3 separate regions of the Mus musculus genome follow, and regions 2 and 3 are each linked to region 1. Evidence: chromatin loops called from intact Hi-C (ENCODE). Cell type or tissue: heart. All regions are shown on one strand.

Region 1 (8,000 bases):
GCAGCTAGAGTCAAGAGCTCCGGGGTACTGGTTAGTTCATAATATTGTTCCACCTATAGGGTTGCAGATCCCTTTAGCTCCTTGGGTTCTTTCTCTAGCTCCTCCATTGGGAGCCCTGTGATCCATCCATTAGCTGACTGTGAGCATCCACTTCTGTGTTTGCTAGGCCCCGGCATAGTCTCACAAGAGATAGCTACATCTGGGTCCTTTCGATAAAATCTTGCTAGGAGTTACAGAGACAAAGTTTGGAGCTGAGATGAAAGGATGGACCATGTAGAGACTGCCATATCCAGGGATCCACCCCATAATCAGCATCCAAACGCTGACACCATTGCATACCCAAAGCAACTCTTATAAGGACAGCATTAATTGGGGCTGGCTTACAGGTTCAGAGGTTCAGTCCATTATCATAAAGGTGGGCACATGGCAGTGTCCAGGCAGGCATGGCGCAGGAGGAGTTGAGAGTTCTACGTCTTCATCTGAATGCTGCTAGCAGAATACTGCCCTCCAGGCAGTTAGGACTAGGGTATTAAAGGTCACATCCACAGTGACACACCTACTCCAACAAGACCACACCTCCTAATAGTGCAGCTCTCTGGGCCACGCATATCCAAACCATTACAGTGGGTATGTGGGGAAGATCAGTCTCTGTTAGAGGCCGGGAACACTAGGTGGCTGTGAGGCTGAAATGATGATTTATTTTCCTTGGCTTCAAGGTAGAGTTTTTGAGTTAAGTATAGAGGCCCCGACTCTACTACCTTTTACAGTTGAGTCATAACTTTTCCTGGGGATGGGACCGTTCTGGAGAACTGGAGAGAGTTCTCTTGGGGTTTTAGTGGTCACATTCTTAGATCCAGAAGAGTGATAACAGGTTGGCATACTCTCATGAATGTGTTATGTCGGTGACATAAACATGATTGTATCTGAAATGTTAGAATTAATTGACTGACACTAAGTTCAAAAGAGTCCTGCAGTTTTCAACACCAGTGAGTTGTCAGGTACCCCTGCTGACCTCGATAATCTTGGCTGAGGCAAATGGTTTCTTTTATTCCAATCTTAAATACTAATATTCACCCAATAAATTCACTCCCAGGGACAAGTCATCGTTCAATCTGTGCTAGCGTGCTCTTGGTCACTTGTTTACCTAGGAGCGCAATCATTATCTATCTTCAAAATGGAGTCCAAGGATGCTTGTAAATTGGTGTCTCTGAGGGCAAGGCACAGTCTGGGAAAAAAAAAAAACCAAAACAAAACAGTGTAACATTGTAAACAATATAAATTAATGTAAATCAGGGCATATATTCAGCGGCCCCTGGGAAGACCCACTGCTAGGCAGCATCGCTTGTGGCTTAACCTCTGCTCATGGCTGCGGTTCTGACTCTGGATCTATCAGTTGCACCTCTGGAACGAAGCCAGGCGTGTTTGGATAGATGTCCTTGGGCTCTTCCCCACGGTGGGGCAGGTATTCCACTGAGTCGGGTGATTTAAATATTTATTGCTGTGCAACAAATGACCTCCAGAGTAAGGTGCATAAAACGGGAGCTTATTTTCATGCATTCGCTACAGGCTGTGAGTCGGGGAAAGTTTTACCCAGACTTCTCAGGCCTGGGACTCTCAGGAGACAGCCGGGAAGCTGTTGGCAAGGGCTGAGGGGGTTTCAGAGCTAGACTTGGGCAGTTGAGCTTATTTCTAAAGCCCCTCTCTTGGCTCCTGGCGGTCTTGAGTCCTCACTGTACAAACCACTTGGCGGAGATGTTTATGCCTCAGCAGCTGGCTTCCCTCAGAGATGCTTGGGGTCTAATCTCAGACCTGCTTTCTCACCTCCTTAAGCCCTTAGCTGTTGGGCACCCAAGCTAAGCCAGTGGGAGGGGATGCCACAAGAGTGACAGCCAGGACACCGGGGGGGGGGGGGGGGGGGGGGGGGGGGGACTAGAGGCCAGCTTGGAGGCTGGATGCCCCACCCCAGACCCACTCTCGAAAGCTACTCGCAGCTGAGGCTCCCACTCCTGCATTATAATGCAGGCCATTGTTTGATTCTGGGAAGTAACTGGGAGGGTGGGGCATTGTCCTTAGAGCTCTGTGTTACTTCAGTGAGTCTCCACATCCTGTAAGGTTGACGAGGACCCTTCCCTTTCTGACTTAGGAAACCGAAGGTCAGAATACTGAATATCTCATAGCCTGTATTGTTCTTACAAGAGATTTTGCTGGTGACTTCTTATTTCTTCTTCTTCACTTCATTAACTTTTCATTTGGAAGTCCGGGTCCTCTCTGCAGCTATTCCACGGCCAGCTGTCTCCCATGCCTGCTCATTGCCAATCAGAGGTAGTTCTTATGAACCCCAGGGCTCTGTATTCCTGGGCCTGCTGCCCTTAATCTGTTGGCAGTTTAGGTTCACGATGCCACCAGGCTAGGCCAGCGGAAGGGGCTGGTTTCAGCTCTCAGAACAAATCAGATGAGTAGATGACAAAGGCTGCAGATGGGGAGAGCTGGACGACACAGAGGCAACCTTCGTCCTGAGGCTGAAGCCTGGCAGTTTTCCCTGACCTGCTTCCCAAGGTCATTTTCCATCTCTCCTTCCCAGAAACAGCTCGTGACTCACATTCATTAACACACCTTCAGTCTTTGTGTCTTGCATTCTCTCTGATTCCTCCCACCCCTCCCCACCCACTGACTCTATGGCTTTCAAGATCCGGCCATCAATTACCCTCCTGGCCTTGATCCTTAGAATTTTAGGTACTGAGTCCCTGTGTGAAGAAGTGAAGCCCAGGTAGGGCTGTAAACATTCACTGAATAGATCTGAGATGCCCTGTCTTTAGTAGACTCCTGGGTGGTATGGGTGTTACTGGTGTGGCCCATACTTCCTGTAGGCGAGCTCTATGTGTCATTTTTCTCTTTGGTCCTTATTTATGTATAGGCTGGAGTCGTCTTGTGTGTTCCTCAGACCCAATTAGGTTCAGGATTTGTTGGTCATTGTGCTATCTGCATGTTTGTCTGCGTGTGTGAGTGAATTTGTGTGGGCATGTGTACACGTGTACACATGCCCACATGCATGTAGAGGGCAGAATTAGCTGTTGCGCATTGTTCCTAATCTTCTTCACTTTGGGTTTTCTGTTTCTCTCAGTCTCTGTCTCCCCAGCCCTTGTCTTATAGGTGCATCTCCACATCCAGTATTCACACGGGTGCTGGGGAATAAAACTCAGCTTTGTTAGCCTTGTCATCTCTCCAGCCCTTCACTGACAGTTTGCTTGGAGGATGGGTAGAAGGTCACCTCAGAGAGTGACAACAGTTCAAGGGAATGCGATTCCTAGTTGAGAAGTATTCCAGGTGAAGTAAACTGTGTTTGGCTTCCTAGTGTCTTTATTTAATGATCAGGGAGAAAGAGGGACATGCAATTAGTTCTTTTTGCACTTTGAAGAACACTTAACAAGATTCCTCCCGGGATCAAGGACAAAGTATGTGAGGCCTGAAGTTGCACTGAGATATGGGAAGCGACTTTTTCTTTTCTTTCTTTTTATTTTTTTAATGTAGGAAGGGGCTCTTTTCACTGAACCCTTTCCATTTTGGGAAAGAGAGGGGAGGAGAAGGGAGGGGAGGGGAGGAGAAGAGAAGGGAAGGGAAGGGAAGGGAGGAGGGAGGAGAGAAGAGAGGAGGAGAGGGGAGGAGGGAGGGGGGAGGGGGGAGAGAGGAGAGGGGAAGGGGGAAGAGTGGAGAAGAGGGGAGAAATTAAATCACATTTGTTTTCCTGAGGAGAGCATGTATGGCCACAGCTACCCAAACCCAGATTTCCTTTGCCTCTAGGTCTTGAGAGGAAACCAGCTGTGGAGTTGGCGCCTGAGCTGCTTTAAGTTGTGTGAGGAGATTCCCCCCTCCTCCCAGAGCAAGTATGAGCATTAGTGGAGCGCTGGTCTTCCCTGTGGAGTTGTAAGCCAACCTCTGACACCCGGGCAGCAGACAACATTCCCTTTCACCTACTTTCTTCTCCAGGCGTTCCGTGCATGCTCGCTGTCCACGTGTGAGCAGCTCTTGATGACTGGGTTTGCTTACACCATTTCTTCCTCAACACCAAGAAAGAATAGAGGCTCTCTGTGAGCCGTGGAAGTGGGGACAGCAGGGGATGTGAGAATGTCACTTTAAGAAGGGAAACTAATGTGACCCAGAGATTGTGACCTAGTGTCAGGTGGTCCTTTTCTCACACAAAGGTCCTTTGTTTTATGGGAAGACATAGGGAAGTAGAGAGGGGCACATGGGTTGTTTGAGGCAAGCTAATGGTGACTAAGTCATAAAGGGGACATATATATATATATATATATATATATATATATATATAGTGTATGTGCATATTCATATGTATATGATATGTACATCTGCATATCTGTATATCTACATACCTGCATATACACACATGTGTGTCTTCAATGCTTTCAGTTAAAATCCAGGCTTTAAGTCTAAAAACCACTGTAACAATTACACACTCAAATGCATAGATTCTGGCCTCTTGTATCCTCAAATAAGAATCTTTCTACATCTGTCCTTTGGATCAGATTTTTAGTTCTGACCATGCAGCCCATACGGACTTCATAGCACACTGTGTGATCACTTCTGCCCTAACAAGTGGGGTTCCTTTGATGTTTTCTTTGGGTGTAGGATATTAAAGTAGCACAAAACTTTGAACACCGTTCTTCTGAATGTATCCATTGTGTGTTGTACGCACCTGTGTGTGCTGATGTGCCTGTGTGCCTATGTGTTTGTGCTGATGTGCCTGTATGCATATGTATGTGTCTGTGTGTGTGTACATGCGTGTGTGTGAGTGCACGTGCATATAAATGCCGAGGTCAGCCTCTAGCGCTGTTTTTCAGGAGTTCACCACCTTTAGTTTTAGACTGGGACTTTCATGGGCACAGGTTAGCTCAGGGATCTGCCTTCCTCCGCCTCCCTAACCAAGGGGTGCCAAGCAGCTGCCATGAGACCCAATTTTTAAGTGTGGATTCTGGGAATTGAACTGAGACCCTCATGCTTGAAGGACAAGTGCTTTGCCAACAAAGCTGGTTTTCTAGCTCTGGAAATACAGGTTTCAATTACAACTATACAGAGCTAATAAATTTTCATTAAAAAGGTATTTCTTTTGGAGTAAAGTTCTTTTAGCTTTGATTTATTTGTTGCAAAACACCTAGAAAATTTTAATTTCTATAGAGAATGTGATTTTTCCCAAATATAACTATTTAGAACTAAATATCTGATCCAAAGGACAGGGGTAGAAAGATGCTTATTTGAGCTACAGGATAAAAGTCTAAGAAAGATGCATATAAACTTATTTTCAGTGAATGAAATAATATTTTAAACATCATAAGAGTTTATCACTCAAACAAAACCTAGTAAGAGATATGTTGGTAAATACAAAGGGCAGTGCTTTGTAGTAGATTTATTCTAGGTGTTCATATGTTATAAATTATTATGCAATGGTGCATGCAAATATCTTACTACTTACTTTGCATTCAAAATTGGGTGGGTGCTTTTAATTTTTTGCCTGTATTTTCAAACTTTCTATACTAAACCCAATTAACATTTTAAGAAACACCACCAATGGTATTCTTTACAGAATAGATACTATATTTGCCAGAGTCACCCTTTCTTGAATCTTTTGTGTAAAATGAGGATATGTGTTCTCTTTTCTGTTCTCTGTAAGGAATGCATAGCTAATAATTTTCCTCTTGACTCTCCTCTAGGCAAGATCCTACCAAATCTTGCCATCATATTTGCCTTCATGTCAAGACCAGCATCCTCTGACTGACAGTGAGACCCCCACATACCCTGACATCATTTTCTTTAGTTTCCTAATGTCGGTAATGCTACACTGTAGCCAGACACATGCTACACTGTAGCCAGACACCTTTCTTGTTTCCAGTCCTCTCCTCCTTGCATTCTTTCCTGTCTCAGTAGCCTCATCTTGTCATTTTTTATTTCCCCAGACTGAGATCTTTCTGTTTCTAAACTTAAGGCTGTTCTTTTCCACACTAGCATTTCCAGTTTCAGGACTTCTAGGGGGCCTCTAGTCTATACTACTACCTGGGTTTGAGCCTTAATGCTGATTGGCTGAGGCAAATTGCTGGCAGATAGCTGAAGGGATTGATTTCCGGAGATGATAGAACATCTGGATGCATGGTGAAGGGAGAATTAAGACAGAGGTGGCACTGGCTTTTGCACCTGGTGTAGTTTCCTGTTGAACTTAGGGTTTCTCTTAAGTCAAACCGACTATCACTTCCAGAAAGGAGAGAGGAGAGCCTTGTTTGGCTCATCGTGTCACAGTGACTTTAGTCCCTCCGGGCAGTGAACTCATGGTAGCAGGAGCTCGGGCCAGTTTCTTGTTTATACCCTAGCAAAGAAACAGAGGAAGCAAACTGGAATGATGTTCAAAGACCCATCCTTAGTGGACTATTTCTCTTAGCCAGGGTGCCACCGCCTTCGAATAGTACCATAAACTGGGGCCAGTCATCAAGACAAGAGTCTGTGATGGATATGCAGATACAGAATCATAACAGACCCCGAGGCAGCTGCCTGGGCTGGAGACACAGCTGCTCAATGAGTGCATTCTCTTTAAGACTATTCTGCATGTGAAAGCAGGGCCAGAAGCCCTCTCAGGTCACTTTGGATAACTCTGTTTTACTCGATTTTGTACAATTACCAGTATTGCAGGTAGATTCAGGCATTTTGTTTATAACTGGAAGAAATTAAAAAATGGAAACCATTAAGGCAAAAAGAAAACAAACAAAGCCAAACAAACAAACAACAACAACAACAAACCCCAAGAAACAAGAAACAAACACTCAAATGTATCAATGAACAATTTGAATAACCAGCTTGCAAGATTGTAAACATGGCTTCAACTTGGCCTCCAGAAAAACTGGGTCCCCACAGATGGATGCTGCCAGTCCTTTTCTCCCTCACTAATCTCTTCTTGATTTCTGCACATTTCTCTTCTCCAACTGTAGACAGCCTTCATCCTCATGACTGGATATTCCCTGAAAGATATTAAGTCTTATTGCAGTTGGGAGGTGTAGTGGCTATTCCTGGTTGTCAACTTGACAATATTTGGAATGAACTACAATCCGGAATTGGAAGGCTCACCAGTGACCCTTATCTGGAGGCTTGGAGATCCTTATCTGGATCTTGGTTTGAAGATCTTGAGCCATAGTGGCTATGGATTCCAGAAGATTGAATCTCCGAGTTTAAGGAACACACCTTTAATCTGGGCTACGCCTTTCATCTGGGATTAAAGGTGTGGTGGAACACACCTTTAATCTGGGCTACACCTTCTGCTGGAGACAATATAAGGACATTGGAAGAAGGGAGTCTAGCTCTTGCTCCTGCTCCTTCGCCTGCTTGCTACGTGAGACTGAGTAACTGCTAGATCCTTGGACTTCCATTCACAGCTGCGACTGAACAATTGTTGGGAATTGGGCTGCCGACTGTAAGTCATCAATAAATTCCTTTACTATCTAGAGACTATCCATAAGTTCTGTGACTCTAGAGAACCCTGACTAATACAGAAGTTGGTACCAGGAGTGGTTCTAGAGTAACAGAAGTACAAGGATGAATCTTTTAAAATACTGGAATTGGCTTGTTGATCCACCAGCACTTTCAAATATTGAAACCTCTCCAGATTCTCTCCCTCCTGGGAGCTCAGAGAATTTTGAAGACCCATGGTTGAAACTATATTCCGAACTTAAAGAAGCTAATGCCCTTGATTTTCTTAATGAATTAGGTGATTCAGTGCACAAAGCTTTCTACAAGATGGGGAAAAAATCGAAAAATGATTTTACTGGCTGGCTGCTCTTAGTATCTGTGGAAAAAATGATGAATGAAAGGAAGGAGTTGTGTGATAAAATCGAAAGGCTCCAGACACAAGTAAACGATCTAAAAGTTGCTAAGTGTGTCCTTGAGGAGAATCTTCTCTCTTGTAGCAATAGAGCTCAAGTTGCAGAAAATCAAACAGAAACTCTCAT
Region 2 (8,000 bases), 73 kb after region 1:
TAAGAAAAGTCCGTTGATGAAAGGAAGGTGATTCTATAGAATGCACCTTCAGAAGCAAAATGGGTCCAAACTATGTCCAGCTGTAGGTGGGGCGGTGGTGGAGCAGCATCCTCACAGATCTCTAAAGGAACCCTGAAGAAGGACGATGCAAACTGTCCCATAGGTACATTTCTCTGGGTCTGCTCACTAATTCTTACTAAGCTTACTTTTCAAATGCTTAGCTAACTGGAGTCTCTTTAATGTCTCTTAAACTTTCAGTTTCTAAGCTTCTGCCCAGTGCCTGGTTTCATCTGCATTTCCCAATGTAAAATCTCATTTGAAGAGTAGGATTGGTTTAGTTCTGTCTATTGGGGAAGACATTTCTGTAGGGCTCATCATTAGCTTCTGCCTCCCTCGGGGTCACATGCTCAAGTGGTTTCCAACCTTATATGAGGAGAGGGAAGAGGTTGGGGCTTGGGGAAAGCTAGGTGGCCACACGGTGCTTGGAGCACAGCTACCAGATCTGGAGTCACAGATGCATAGTTTTGTCTAAGGATGCTCTGGGTGTGGTACATGTGTGGTGATTGGCATGCGTAGTAGATACTTGGTGCGTTTCTCATTGACCAATTTAGAAACAGCCTTGTCCAAATTAAAATACTGTACACCTGAGGACCTGAGAATCAGAGTGATTTCATGATATACTCAGAGTCATGTTAAGTGATGGAATGGGAATTAAAGTTTGAATCAGTGGGCTTTTCCTAGTATATCATTGCGCTGGTTAGTTTTATGTCAACCTGACGCAAGCTAGAATTATTTAGGAAGGGGGGTACCTCAATTGAGAAAACGATCTCATAGGACTGGCCTTTGGACAATCCTTTGGGGCACTTTCTTGATTGATGATTAATGTGAGAAGTTCCAGATCTTTGTGGGAGGTGCCACACTTGGGAAGGTGGATCTGGATGCTGTAAGAAAACAGGCTAAGAGAGCAAGGAGGAGCCAGGCAGTAAGAAGCACTCCTTCATGGCCTTTGCATCAGTTCCTGCCTCTAGTTTCTTGCCTTGAGTTCCTGCCCTGACTTCCCTCTGTGATGTAGTTGTAAGTTGAGTTGAGTAACCTGAAAGTTTTAAGTTGAAATAAACCCTTTCATCCCCAAGTTGCTTTTGGCTAGTGTTCTATCATGGCAATAGAAACTTAACTAAGTTTAAAGCATATTTATAGGCAGTCCTGTGGTCACTTCCTACCCACTGTTCTCTTGCCATGCACTGGATAGAATTCCTTTAAAAATATCATAAATAATTGAGTAAGAGGAACTGTTCTAGATAGTGAAATAAACAAATCTTACACTTTGCTCCCATAGACTACACTCTGGAGAAGGAAAATAGTCAATAAGTAATTGTGGAAAATAAGTCAATTATATTATAATTTTATAGAATTTAATAATTTATATAATACATGTTACAAGGTGACAAGAGTTGTGAAAAATAAAGGAAGAGGGGTTGGGGTCCTGGGGAAGTCACAATTGAAATTGCCAGCTTAGTGAGTGCTGCTCTCAACATGAGGGGGAGAGCTTGTAGCTCTGGCCCATGCTGTAAATGTCTAGATAAAACTGTGTGTGTTCTTCCTTCTCCCTCTGTCCAGTGCTTTGACTGCGATAATGCATTTGGAATAACTACTAGTTGAACAGAATCGTTTGGTGGGCACTGTGAAGTTTTTATTCTGTTTTTAGTTTCTTCCTGGTTATTTTCCTCCAGCAACACGCTCCATGCAACCCCAGCACTCCCCGAGTCACTATAGACATGGGCTCTTTCAACACTGCTCGGGACCTGAGCCCTCATGAGATGCTCCAAAGCAGTCTCACTGCAAAGTTGTGTGGGGAAATTTGGGCAACACGGGGAATACAGTCTTGGGGTTCAGCAGCACAACCTGATGCTTTGTATAACTCCTTTGGAAGCATTGTTACAGTGTGTGTGGGTGTGGGTGGGGGCTTTGTCAGCACTGCTCTTGTAAATACTTAATAAGCAGCTTTCTAGGGCAAGGGGGAGATGAGGAACTGTAGGCTTTCCCATTACAGGGTAGAAACACTCTACAGATGTGATAGCACCCAGTGTGGACTTGTAACACAGCAGCACACCCTGGGGCTACACCTCCATCACGCTGATAGAACAGGTGTAAGGAACTTCAAAAGTACGAGTGGTAGCAAAATAGACAGAAAGAATTAAGACTCACTCTGGTGGCTGGAGTGATAGCTCGGTGGTTAAAGGGGCATCCCATGCCTTCTTGTGGCCCTCTGTGGACAACTGCACACATACACATACACACACACACACACACACACACACACACACATGAAGCACATACGCTCACACACTCATAAGTATAAAGTAAAAATAATTTTAAAATATTTAGGAAGTGGTGAACTTTAATATAATCTAGCTACGTTTAAGTGGCTTTTAATAACGTCCGTGTTTAGCAGACAGTTTGTATACATTCTGAACACGTACCCATTGTCTCCTGTGATGGTACTTGCCTGTCACTGCTCCGGAACCTTCTCAGCTGCGACAAGAATGAGCTTTCACCATGAACATTGGACACAGGACGTTCAGACATCTTCATTTCGTCCTTGTCATCTCCTTGCTCACACCTTCCCACGCCTCTCTTACAGCGCTGTCACACAGCTTCTCTGTCTTCTGTGGTAAGTGAGGGTTGTAAGGACGTTGTAAAAATGTCCTCTGAGTTGGTGCCACCTGCACTAGGTAAATGTTTCTATTCTTTAGTGACAACCTAAGGCTTATTCTTGTCCCTGGATTCTCACATTGCTCCGTGTCATGTGGCTGTTCTCAGCTCTAGGACTTGAGCTGGAGCCTACCCGGCACTTCTCCTGCTTTCGTGCCTGCGTGTAGGCCCAGCACTAAGACACCAGTTCTCTCATTGGGTCCCTAGAGTGACCCTGATAGATGAGTCTTGACATTTCACCATTACAGAGGAGGAAACTGTGCCCTAGAGGGAAGTCACTGCGCACAGCTCAAACTACCTGTCTTCACTCTTTGACAGCTAGCATGCAGGCTCGGCCTGTGCCACCCCTCAGCTGGCTGCTGTAGTTGTAGTCGGAATCTTCTCATCTCAGAAAGGATTTGCAGATCTATTCTGGGGAAACCCCATCATAAAATCTCAGCACAGTGATATTCAGGTGTAAGGATAAGGCGGGAGCTGGGGCCAGCTGAGAGCAACCAGCATCTAGGCTCATCGCTCCTGAAGAAGGCACACGTGGATATAAGGTTAGTTTATTCCTGGGGGTGGACTCTCCAACCCCGTTCCCTTATACCCATCTCTACTGGAGCTGACTTTCTGGATCCTGACGGGGAAAGGCCAAAAGGAGGCAAGCTCAGTCCTTCACAGCACAGACTGAAAACAGCTACAGGCAGATGACCCAGGGGTATTGCAACTGAGCAGCAGATGCGTCCCTGGAAAATTCTTTGAAGGGAAGCCAGTTTGTTGTGGTCCAGATGCTCAGGGCCAGGCAGAAGGAGGAGGCTGAGAGAGAGAGAGAGAGAGAGAGAGAGAGAGAGAGAGAGAGAGAGAATGCAAGGTTGCAGTATCAGAGCAATCTGTTCTCTAGAACACCAGGATTCAAATGTAAGTGCTCCTTACCCTGTAACACTATGGCCTTGAGTGAGCCACTGGGCCTTTGAGTTGTTTTCTGTTCTGTAGAAAGGGGAAGAGAGGGAGAAAGAATGATAGTGGCTATCTATGTGCTAGACAGTAACTCATGTGTACTTAATATTATCTGTGAGGTACTTCCTGTGAAAGACTGAGCCCATCATGAGAACACTGTGGTCAATATGCAATAAAAAAAATGGCAGCTGTTGTTGCATTAATCCTCTTAACAATTGCAAGATTACTAGAAACAGTGGAAGTAGTTATCATTTCTGGCATCTCCTCTGCTTTCTGGAAGCCAGACATTGCTCTAAGTGCTTTGACGTGAATTAACTCACGTAATTTTTCTACCTGTCCCATGAGGTTGGTCTATGCTTAACCTTGCTTGATGAATGAGAAAATTGAAGGCAATTAAATAGATTGTTCAAGGACACCCGGCTAGAAAGTGACACAGGTCTACTGCTTTTGTTCACTTTAGAAGGAGATCCTGAAGGCAGAGACGCTGAGCAGCGTGCCCAGGGTGTGAGTAGGCAGAACTCTCCCGTGGGTTTTGGTAACAGACAAAATGATATCACGCACGCTAAACAGCCTTCCTGAGCTATTGTTTGGATGGAGGCTTTAGCCAGGAGGTGAATAAGCTTTGCGTGTTTCCTCTAGTTAAGATGTGCCATCTGGCTTAAGACCTGGAGTCTTTTAGGAAGTCTTATTTGGACTTGGCTTGTCATTTGGGTGGGCATTAGAGGCCGGTTGCGTGTAAAGGTCCTGCACTCGTCGTTCTCTCGGGACAGTGTAGGAGCAGTGCTTGCTGGAGAGCTGCTGGGCTAAGAGGCTTGTGAGGCCGCCACTTGGCAGCTGGCCACCATCATGTGCAGCTGGGTTACTGCCGGTCACCGTTCAGCCTTCCAGACACACTTGTGTCTTCAGTGGCTGGATCTTGACTAGCATCGGGAACAGCAGGCGGCAGCAAGGCACGGGAGAGGAGGCCTAAGACCTCTCACAGAGGGGGGCAATCTAAACACCAGAGAGCTGCTTTCTGCTCCCTTTGCCCAGCGCTTTATAGCATATCGCCTCTTCTATGGGGCTCCTCAAGAACTGTATTCCAGAAATTCCTGGAAATGTGTCCTCTTCAGGTATGGGTGGTCTTTGTGAAGGCCATAAGGAGCCCTAGAACCTAGATGTCTTTGAGGGCAAGTCACTGTCGTGTGCCTTTAGAACTGTCTTTATATCATTTTGGGAGCCCTCCTGGTCGGGGCAGCTGACAGCCTGGTTTCCTGTGCCAGCACACGCAGTACCAGGACAGGTGTTGTATTGGCCTATTTCCTGAGGGAAGCTCACACTCAGGTTTTGGGTTGGAAGCTAGATATCAATGCACAGAGGGCGTGTGTGTGTGTGTGTGTGTGTGTGTGTGTGTTTGTATGTGTGTAGTACACACATGCAGACACACATGTACAAGTGTGTTTACATGCATGTGTGGGGCCTACAAGAAAGGGATTTCAGAGAAAAGGAGCAGAGACAATCTGGTCTGGGAAGGCACCCAGGGCCCGGGCTGTCTTTCCCACCACTGTGGCAGGAAAGTGCTGGACTTTACCCCACATGGATATGGTCATGACTCTTTACTCTCATATTCTGGTTCAGGAGGCGGTGTTTACATCTTACCATCTTACTGGACTCTTCCTGTGAGGCTCCTCACATCCCTTTAAGAAGAGCAGCATTTCCCTCGTGTGAAATGTAGAGGTGAGCTCGGCTTCCTGTTTGCCGGGAGTATCTAAAGCAGCGGTTCTTACCCTGTGGGTTGAGACCCTCAGAGGGGTCGCATCTCAGATGATATCCTGCAGTCAGAGATCCTGCACATCAGAGACCCTGCATATCAGAGATCCTGCACATCAGAGATCCTGCACATCAGATATCCTGCAATCAGAGATCCTGCACATCAGAGATCCTGCAATCAGAGATCCTGCAATCAGAGACCCTGCACATCAGAGATCCTGCAATCAGAGATCCTGCAATCAGAGACCCTGCACATCAGAGATCCTGGTTGATGCTTACCACAATGCCAAAGGAACTGTATTAAAGGGTTGCAGCATTAGGAAGGTTAAAAACCACTGGAAAAAGGCAAATGTCTGAACAATAACTGTTTGTCTCTGAAGGCCACATAGTCCAGTAAAACGTGACATTGACCCATTTCAGATGACTTTGACCCGACTTGTGAAATATTAACCTTGACATTATTGAGGTACAGCACATTCTCCCACTGAGGGCCACTACCCACTCTAACGATACTCTGAATCAATCCAAGTCGAAGAAAACTTGCCCAGAAAAACACACATGCGACTTCCAGGTCCTCCTTGAAAGGAGTCAAGGGAAGATGAAGAATTTTGCTTCTTTCAACCATAAATACTAGTTTCTTTTCCCCAACACGAGATTCTATTATTTGAGAGTAATTTCTGCATGCATCCTCTGAAATCCTTAAAGCCCCTTACTGAAGTTCAGTTTCTCCCCTTTTCATCTCCCTACCAAAGTTGTGGATACCCAATCTCGAATCAGAGAGGGACAAGAATTGCCTGGAGTCACACAGCATCTGGCGGTTCCACGATCCCTCAGTGTTTCTACCTGCTTGTTTGTTTGTTTGTTTTTTTGTTTGTTTTTTTCCCATTTGTGTCCTATCTGGCTGAAGCCCCAGCTGCTGCTGCAGTCTCACTCTCTGTGGGAGGTCACAAGCCACCAGCCATCAGTCCAGTAAGGGAGTGTTCTGTACACATCTAGCTGCAGCTGGCATAGAGCTCAGGGGCGGCTGTCCATCAAGAAGCTGACAAGGGTGGGAGAGGTGCAAACACCATGTCACTGTCCCATCGAGTCACTGCCAGCTCAGAAGGACTTGAGAGATCTGTGCTACTGGCCCCCCAACACCTGCCTGTGTCTCTTCCTGTACTCTATCCGCAGGAGACAGCCATGTCATCCCCTGTTGCACAGTTGAGGGCCAGCTGCAAGCCTATCCTGAGGCCACCTGTGATGCTTATGGTCCATCAGCTTACTGGCACTCACCTCCCACACCAGTCTGTCACCTGCCTTGCCTTTCGCAGCCCGTGTAGCTCCCTAATCAGTGAGCTGCTCTTCAAGGCTAGTCTCCTGGCCTTGTGATTCCTCTCCCAGGGTGTGAACACTCTGCCCTTGCCCTCCAATCTATCTGGCATCGAGAGAATTCTTGCAGCAGTTTTAGAAAAACAAAAATCTATTTGTGTCATGTTTCTTGTTGCTAGGTTGCTTTTCCTCTTCCTCCTGTTCTTTTGCAAATAACAAATGTTTTAGTATTAAAATTTACTAGATTCCTTAAAGTTATGTAACAGATTTGTTTGTCTTATCATCTATATTCTATTTTAAAAGTAGTCATTCTTTTTTTGCAATTTAAATGCACAAAAATATATACAACCTCCCTACCTTTATCAACAAAATGTACCATCTTTATTTTTGAATAGCAAAAGCTTAATGGTATGAACTAAAATGAACAGATTCATTTAACCTGATCGTGTACTTCATTCTTGGCTACCAGATAATTAATTCCCCACATCACTCAAATAACTTGTTTCCCTCCAGTCTGGAAAAAATCTGTGGTTGACTATGAAGAGAGTTGCAGTTTGGTGACAGCTGCTAAAATTTATGAACTTCATAAACTTCAGGGTTTAAAAGACAAAATTGAGGGCTAAGGGTATGACTTAGTGGGTAGAAGTTCTTGCTGGGCAGGTGTGAGGCCCCAAGTTCAAATCTCCTGACTTCATGTAAGAGGTAGATGTGTACTGTAAATGCCTGTAGTCCCAGTACTGCTATGGGGAGATGGGAGGCCGAGATGGGAGAATCCCTGGAACTTCATGGGCCAGCATCCACGGCAGAAAAACAACAGAGAGACTCTGCCTCAAAGGAAATAGAAGATGGTTGTCCTCTGACCTCTACAAGGGAAGCTGGAGCAAAGCAAGCTGCTTCCTGTCCTGTTATTGCTCTAAGCTATAGCCACTAGCCTGACGGGAGTAACTCAGGGAGCCCTGAAATCACATTCATGCCCCTAAGATGCTCATGTTCTAGAGAAGGAAGAACCAGGCAGTTCCAGGAGCTATGATGAGGAGACCAGTAGGTGACCCTGTCAGCAGCTGAGGTGAGAAAGGATAAAGGCTGAAACCGGGGAGGAGGGGACAGTCCTGGGTAAGATATACCAGAGAAGGGTGATACTGGAGGTGAAGACAAGATGGCAGTGGGTTTCTTGCTGAAATAATTAGTAAACAGTAGTGTTCCTGATTATACTTATTTTTTGCTTCCTTACTTCTTTTTGAAAACATTGGGATAATTGTATTCTTTAAAAATCTAGACACCCAAGGCTG
Region 3 (8,000 bases), 180 kb after region 1:
TCACACTGCATTCAGAGTCTACGTGGTTTAGAGCCTGTTCCACCTATAAAGGGTGGCACACTGAATTTTCTCATTTGATCACTGATAGCTTGAGGATTTTTCCCCCTGGGTACGGAATTAAGCTGATTAAAACTTGAACTGTAAGTCTTTTCATCTCTCTTCATTAAAGGTGATTTACCAATTAGGGGAGGGAGATGTGTGCCTGTATGTGCTCATGAGCATGTGCCTGTGCGTGTGCGTGTGTGTGTGTGTACAGGTGTGCATGCATGTATGTATGTGTGCCTGTGTGTGTGTGAATGTGTATGTGTGTGTATGTACATTTCAAAGCTAGCGATCAACATCAGGAGTCTTCAATTTCTCTTCGCTTTATTTATTTACTTATTATTTACTTATTTATTACGTCACAGTCTCTCATTGATGCTGCTAGACTGGCTGGCGAGCTGACTCCATTCATCTCCTATCTCTAGCTCTTAGATGCTGGGATTGCTGGTATACTACACCTGGCTTTTCACATGGGTTCTGGGGATGTAAACTCAGGATTTCATGCTTGCATGGTAACTCCTTTATCGATTGAGATCTCTCTCTAGTCTTCTTTTTGAATTTTTGAGTTATATCTCATTCTCTAATGTTCTAAGCAGTAGGTTTTTTTATGATTTGGTTGTGAGCCTAGCCGTTAACAGCTGAGCCATCTCTCCAGCTGCTAGTAGGTTTTCTCAATCACTACAAATTTATTTTGAAAAATCATTTTGTTTATTTTTTTTTTTAGAAAATTTTCATTGCCTTTCTGTAGTGTCCTATTTTTTTCAGCTGCAGGGGGCCAAATAGTAGGTATCTCGGGCAAGAAACACGTGTAGTGAATATCTTTTGTTAAAAAAAAAAACCAACAACAAAAACTTCTCTCTTTTAAGGAAGGTGTTTGTAGACTGTAGACTGGCTCCTAGATATGCATTTAAACTATCCTCTAAACACTGACTTTCAGGGAATCTTGATTTAAAAGCCTTCATGGGATGATAAAATTGAGCTTCTTGTATCTCTATGACCTCTCTAGCAAGGTCAGTAGAGCCATAGTTGCCTGAAGGTCAAGTCTGTAATTAGAAGATCCCAGGGTCAGCTCAGAATAGAACCTCAAGCAACCCAGGGTATGTTTATGGAATCCACTACTTCAGAGCAACAGTAACAAAGATAGGCCTTTCCACTCAGGTAGAAAGGGCTTCCTAGGACAAGGTTGGGGGTTTGGGTGAAGGTGTTATACATCAGAAGACATGGAAGGGAAAGCTCTCTGGAGCATGCTCAGGAACAAACTAACCAGGGGTACTCAAAGGATGGAGAAATTCCTGCTTTGAAATTTCTTTCTTTCTTAAGTGTGATATCATCTAAGTTCTAACTGTTGAAATCCAGTAGTTGTGTCATGAGGTGCTGTCCTGATGGCAGGTCATGTCACTTGGTGTCAACAGGTGTAACCTGGATGAAGCATTTGGCCTCTGTAGGTGTCGAAGGGTAGAGATTTACAACATGCATACACATACTGCCAACACTGCAGTGTATTTGTGCATTTATTGCAGTGAGAGTTGAATAGGGGCAGATTCCTAACCCTACAGGGCTTCCTAGTTAAACACTGCAAGTTGGATTTCAGGGTCATTGCCTTCATATAGTGAGGATTCCAGGATGCTCTGCCCGGGGCTTCTTTCTTCCCACCCTTTCTTCTTTCTCTGCCTCCTAACTACCTGATTTGGGTAGCACTTACATGTCACCTACGCTCTTTTAGAGAAACCCAAGAAGTTAGCTTTTATTTTTAGGGTAAAAAAGAGAGAGATTTATTTATGTACATGAGTGTTTTACTTATGTGCACATGTGTGCACCACGTACACACCTGGTGCTTATGGAGGCCAGAAGACTGTGTCAGCTCTCCTGTAACTGGAGTTACAGATGGTTGTAAAGCAGCAAGTGGATGCTGGGAACAGAATTTAGTAGGAGTACTCTTGGGAACCAAATTCTTCAAAGTACAAAAAGAATGTGTGTGTGTGTGTGTGTGTGTGTGTGTATTTTAGGTGCTAGGAGATATGGGGGAAATGAGGGAAGCTGCATAAAGACTTAATCTCCTAAAATCATGCAAAGAACGATCCTTTCCCCTTAGGCGTTTTCCTTTGTACACAGATGGTCACACATATTATTTTAAATTCTTTGCCAGTGCTGGACTTTTAAAAGTCTGGCATAGGAAATGGTTTATAGGGTATGGATGTCACTAGAGATTGGCACTGATGTTCAGTCAGTAGGATTCTGGTGTTGGCACTCTTCTTCCGAGGACTTCAAAAGTTCCAACGAAATTCATTTTCAGAAAACTCTGAGGCAGAGAGAACGTTCTCTCTTGAGAGACAGGAAGCAAGGGCCAAGGATGTAGCTCTCAGCTGGCTGAATGCTTGCCTGCTATGCAAGAGGCTGGGTTCCATCTCTCCGCACTGTACAAATGTGGGTGTGGTACTCTGTTCCTGTAATTTTAGGCCTTGGGAGGCAAGAGGATTAGGAATTCAAGGTTATTGAGTTTATGAGCAGACTACATGAGACTCTGTCTCAATTAAAACAAATAAAATAGAGGCAGAAAAACTTTATCTAACTTTGGTCGTTTGACATCATCAAAACCCACTCTTGTGACCACAGCTGCCCCTTGTGGCTTATAGGTACCTATTACTAGTGGAGTGTGTGTGTGTGTGTGTGTGTGTGTGTGTAGAAGGTGCAGACTAGGTCCCTGGAAGGTGTGTGTGTGTGTGTGTGTGTGTGTGTGTGTGTGTGTGTGTGTGTGTAGAAGGTGCAGACTAGGTCCCTGGAAGGTAGAGATCTTCTCTTCAAAATCAATGTAAAGGTTTGAGGCAGACACCAAAATAGGCTGATATTCACTGTCCATTCCACATCCCTTCCCCCAATCTAGGACTTTTAAAGGAAGAAAAGGAAGAGACCGAAAATGGTTGGCATCTGGGGGTGGGGTGGGGTGGGGAGTTTTCCTTCCCAAGTTGGGGGCTGAGCAAACTAACAAAAGGAGAGGGGGGAGAGTGGGAGTAAGGGAGAGCGGGAGGGAGAGAGGAAGAGGGCATACACACACAAACAAAACAAACAAAACTCAAAAAGCAACACCCACAAAACCCCAAACAATTGCAGAAAGAGGAGTTTAGAGAACGAGCTTTTCCCCTTTCCTCCTCTGCCGGGAATGTGGAGTCCCTGGCTCAGCGCAAGTCCGGAGTTTCCCGTTTCCCGAAGGCTAGCAGGTCAGGGCCAGGGCTACAGAAAGCGGGCCCCACAAAGCTCTCACCATGCGCCCCCAGTGCCCGCTGCGGCGGCGCACTGTCGCCGGTTTAAGGGGCGGGCCATGTCTCCACGTGCTTTCTGCTGAGTGACTGAACTACATAAACAGAGGCCGGGAAGGGGGCGGGGGAAAGAGGGAGAGAACAGCGTTTGACCGGTAGTAACCCCGGCGCTCGGCACAGCCGAATCTATAAAAGGAACTAGTCGCGGCAAAAACCAGTAATTCCGAGGGCGAGCGAGCGGGCCGGGACCGGCAGAGCCCACTTCTCTCCGCGGCGCAGCGCAAAGCTGGGCAGGGGGCGCCGCGGGACCCGCGCAACCACAGCCGGCTTGGGGAGCTGCTCTGCTCCCTGTTTCCCCCCACTTTTTTCTTCCCCTTTCTGGAAGGGTTTGTGCAGGGGTAGGGAAAACAGACTCAAACAGCAAAGTGGAAAACAGGTAAGAGGTTCTTCAGTGACTTGGGCATTTTGTTTCGGGGCCAAGGAAGCGTTGGGAAGCTCTCCGTTTTGGGGACACTGGGGGGACTCGAACTCCCATGTACCTTACTTCTGGGGATGCAAATAGTACAGGGGAGGCATAAACAGGGAAAGAATGTTCTGGGACGGGCCCTGTCGACCCTGGGACTCAGAACTGCCGCACTCGGGTCTCCCGGAATCGGAGACCAGCGAGAGCATCTCCGGCGTCGGAGACTCGCCTCTTGGGCGCAGTGTGAGCCAAGGTTCCCGGACGTCCTCGGGGTACAGCCAGTGGGGTAGGGAGAAGGGAATCCTCTACAAAGGGTCTCCTTTTGTCTGGCGCGGGGTAGGCCGTCGCCCACAAGTGTCACATCTGAGTCCTCACTCCATTATTTAACTGGTTTGTGTTGGCCTCTGACTTGGAGGTTCTCTTCCCGGGACTGGGACTGCATGTCCTTGTTTCCAAAGAACTCTAGTAGGAAGTGTCCTAAACGGGGTCTTTTATGTTACTGCTGCTTGAGTTCTCTGGGCTTTGTTCGACTCCGGGGTCCTGCCCACAGGCTTCCTGCGCTCTGGAGGGCTGCAGTCCCTGGCGCAAAGTGGGAGACCACTTTTGTTCCTTCTAAAGACAGAAAACTTAAGAGAGTCTGCAGAAACCCGAAACTGGGGTGCCCAATCCACCCTCATCTTACTGCTTTTTGCTAGTCTTCCCTTGGGGAGACTTCGGGCTGAGCACCGATTGGGAAGCTGGGGCTAGGTTGTGCAGCCGAATGACCGCAAGTAACCCCATCGGGCAGCACAGAACTCGCAGCTCGGGTGCTGGGCCGGGCTCCGCCGCCAGGGGGTGGGGGCTGGGCGGCCTGCGGGTGGCCCCTGGAGACTGGCCCGCAGCGCCTCCTGGCCGGGTAGCCTAGGTATGGCCTGGTGCGGAGTGAGAGTCTCTAGTCCTTTTGCTTCACTGTGAATCTGGTCAAAACTGGTGTTTCCAAACTGGGAGGAAACCCGAGGCCAAGAAAGCCAGTCTATGTTTTCATGTTGTTGTTTTTTTCTTTTTTGTTTTTGTTTTTTGTTTGTTTGTTTGTTTCCTGACTCCCAGACCGTTGCTCAATGAGGTTCTTGGGGATGTTGGCTGATGACAACCTTGTGGATAGGTGCCTGTTTTGGTTTCTGCACTTACCTCTGGAAAAGAGAGAAATACTTATTAAACTGTTTGCTTTTTTTTTTTTTTTTGACTTTGTGTGTTTGTTTGGGAAAACTAAGTGTCACTAGAAATAATTAGTTTGCCCCATTTGCTGCAATGGTATCACCATTCCAAAACAAAACAAGAATTTACTTCGACATCCTTCCAAGGAAGTGGGCAGAATAAATGTACAATAAAGGACAGATAAACAAAAGGAACACTTCTGGCTTAAGATGTAGGCCCCCGGTAGAGTCTACCTTGTACAAGACCTTGGGTTCTAGCACCACCAACCACAGAAGCAAAGCAAAACAAAACAGCACAAACCTTCCTTGAAGAGAATTGGTACACCACTTTCTTTCTGTGGCTCAGCCCTCACCTCCCACAGCACACACCTGACACATGCCTGCAGGCTCGAAAGCACACCCTTACCTCTTAGTCATAATTCGGAACCCTGACCCAAGTATTGATACTCTACAAGACATAAATGCCAATTAAAAAGGAGTTGTTTATCATCACCACTTTTCTTTCAGCCCATTTTTAATATTCTAATGCACACATAAGGACAACGTATTGCTGTTCCCATTGTTGAAAAACACTTCCCCCACATCAAAGGAGGTATAGACAAGCATAGAGAATATTTGAGTGGATAGTATATCAATATATAAATAATAAAGATAAATTACAGTTTCTATTGTAAGCATGTCTTTTCCTCAGCGCTATCACAAGTCATTAAAATAGGGCTTTTTTTTTTTTAAAGAAAGGTGTGATGCACAGAATTGATTATTATCTATGTGGTAACAAGTTGAATCTGAGGGTTGAGGGAAGGAAATTTTCAGCAACATAATGCTCATAGTACCATTTTGGAGCAAAAATTGCTACCATAGAATAAGTCATGGGTCTCCTTGTGAAAGTCACTGGGGTTCTGGAGGGGTCACTGGTGGTGACTTGGGTATTTGTGACGGGTGTCTTCCCGAAGATGAGTATTTTAAATCCAGCCCCCTAAAGTATTTTTTATTAGCACCCAAAGGCAGGCCTGTTGTGGCCCTTGGATGCATCTTGATTTGGAATGTGTGCGTGGTTGATGGGAGACCGTGAATTAGTCTGGAATTGGAAAGGGTGACTGGGGCTGATTGGTTTTCTACCTCTCTTCATGGAAACCCCAATGCAAACACTATTTAAAAAAAAAAAAAGAATGATACTTAGCAACTCAGCTATGTGCTACCTTACCTATGTGGAGAGGAGCTGGGACTTTTAGTATTTTTTTTTCTTTAGGCATCGTTTTTTTCCTCTCATAAATCAGTGTCCTTATGTGGGCTGCATATGTAGTGACTGAAAATAGATCTTTGCTTTTTTAAAAAAAATATACTTTTTAGTTTCTAAGATAGTTAAATGGACACTTCTTTAAACTCTTAAATTAGGGACTTCCTGGATTTTTAGAAAATATATATGTGTATAGCTTTGGCCGTTCTTAAAACATTCAAGTATAAATATATTTTTATATATGGTCTGGATGTTAAATAAATAATGAAATTATAATGTAACTATGGTCAATTATTCTGGCATTAAATTTTAAAAGATTGGTCGTAATACTTGTTGATTTACTTGCATTGGGAGAAGGTCCGCTTTAAAAATATTGGAGACAGCTTTACACACGGAAGAGAAAGCACCTGGAATACCAATTATAGACGTGTTTGTGTCTTAATAGACGCTTACCTGGTGCTGTTCCCGGTGTTACTCAGACGCTGAGTTTATCTTCAAGCCAAACTTGTTTATTGTAACTACAGGTTAAGAAGGCGGGAGGCTATCTGGTCCTTGGCTCTCCATTTTCCAAGAGGCTGATTTGAGATTTGAATTCACTTCCCAAAGTCTCTAACTGTCCAGATTAGGGGAGACAGTGGTACAATTTCAGATGCCGTGAAAGGGAATTTGCCGTGTATTCATTTGCTGTCATTTTTACTGGAAACTTATGATCTGTATCATATTCCCATATTTGCTCTGGGGTAGTCGGTCAAATTCTCTTCTGGAAGAGACCTTGGCTGCAACTCGGTGCAAACAAACAAACAACAACAACAAAACCCAGGCAGTAACATTTGCTCAGTTCTCATTTAAAAACAAAGCCAAAACTTGGTTTTAAATGAGTGTGATCCTCTTGCCTCAGCTAATTAATTGTGAATAGTGTGTGACCTCAGAGTAGTTTGCTACAGATTATGGGGCCAGGTGGCATAAAGTCCGAGTGAACGTCTCAGACATGAAATGGTTTCTGCAGGCAGGTCTTAAGCTACACCATACTCTGTCAAACACGAATGGCCCAAAAGCAGCTTGTCTAGGATTATCGTTGACTGTGGGGAACATCACATTTGTGGGGGTTTTTTTTTTGAAGATTTTTAAAATTTATTATTATATGTAAGTACACTGTAGCTGTCTTCAGACAGCCCAGAAGAGGGAATCAGATTTTATTACAGTTGATTGTGACCTACCATGTAGTTACTGGGATTTGAACTCAGGACCTTTGGAAGAGCAGTCAGTGCTCTTAACCGCTGAGCCATCTCTCCAGCCCATGTTTGTTTTCTAAAACAATGAGACTTTGCAAACTTGAAGACCTGGCAGAAAGAATGTTACCCTCCTCACAAGTCTCCTGCACCCCCAACTCCCTCCCATTCTGCACTTCCATGCAGAATATGATCTGAGCCCCGTGCTCACGTATGTCATGCACTTAGGTTTCAAAAGAGAGGTCTTTGACCCTTGCGCGTAATCTGTCTCTCTAATACGGAAATTGACAAATACCAGTCAGCTAAGGGGCTGGATGCTGCTCGCTTCCTGTGTTTTAAAACTACTCCAACAAATAAGACATTCTCAGCAAAGTGTTAGAGACTGATACGGCCACGGACGTCATTAATGCATCTTGGTGCGTGTTTAAATGATTTAGGCTAGATGACTCAAGTAGACGAATAGTCCTGCTCACCCAGTTCCATTTCCCTTTTTGAGGCAGCTGCAGGGATTTGAGACAATAGTCTGCGATGCCCCATTTAAATATTTTGAGTTGTTCATTAATGTGCTCTTATGGATAAGCG

What was found. Peaks named below come from ENCODE experiments on the same cell type or tissue, not always from the same donor. Only the 100,000 strongest peaks of a DNase experiment are listed, where the experiment ranks them.
Region 2: it touches region 1 in a loop (2.2-fold over the local background); 3 of 42 quality-filtered maps call a loop at or near these places.
Region 3: it touches region 1 in a loop (1.8-fold over the local background); 2 of 42 quality-filtered maps call a loop at or near these places.

The regions. Positions count from the first base shown.
Region 1 is chr4:53,333,922-53,341,921 of GRCm38, reverse strand. No RefSeq gene overlaps it. Among named protein-coding and RNA genes, the nearest start is that of Gm52737, 10 kb to the right of the region's middle. In heart, no CTCF peak of the experiment used is centred here; a DNase peak (open chromatin) is centred at 3,941; H3K27ac peaks cover 444 bases.
Region 2 is chr4:53,260,503-53,268,502 of GRCm38, reverse strand. Mexis (macrophage expressed LXRa(NR1H3)-dependent amplifier of Abca1 transcription lncRNA) reads left to right here. Exons shown (of 2, transcript NR_033139.1): 2 at 5,269-7,147. Among named protein-coding and RNA genes, the nearest start is that of Mexis, 5.7 kb to the left of the region's middle. In heart, a CTCF peak has its summit at 4,576 (motif pointing right); DNase peaks (open chromatin) are centred at 3,352 and 4,492; H3K27ac peaks cover 238 bases.
Region 3 is chr4:53,155,408-53,163,407 of GRCm38, reverse strand. Abca1 (ATP-binding cassette, sub-family A (ABC1), member 1) reads left to right here and starts at 3,513. Exons shown (of 50, transcript NM_013454.3): 1 at 3,513-3,732. In heart, a CTCF peak has its summit at 3,313; DNase peaks (open chromatin) are centred at 3,377, 3,987 and 4,577; H3K4me3 peaks cover 1,967 bases; H3K27ac peaks cover 1,553 bases.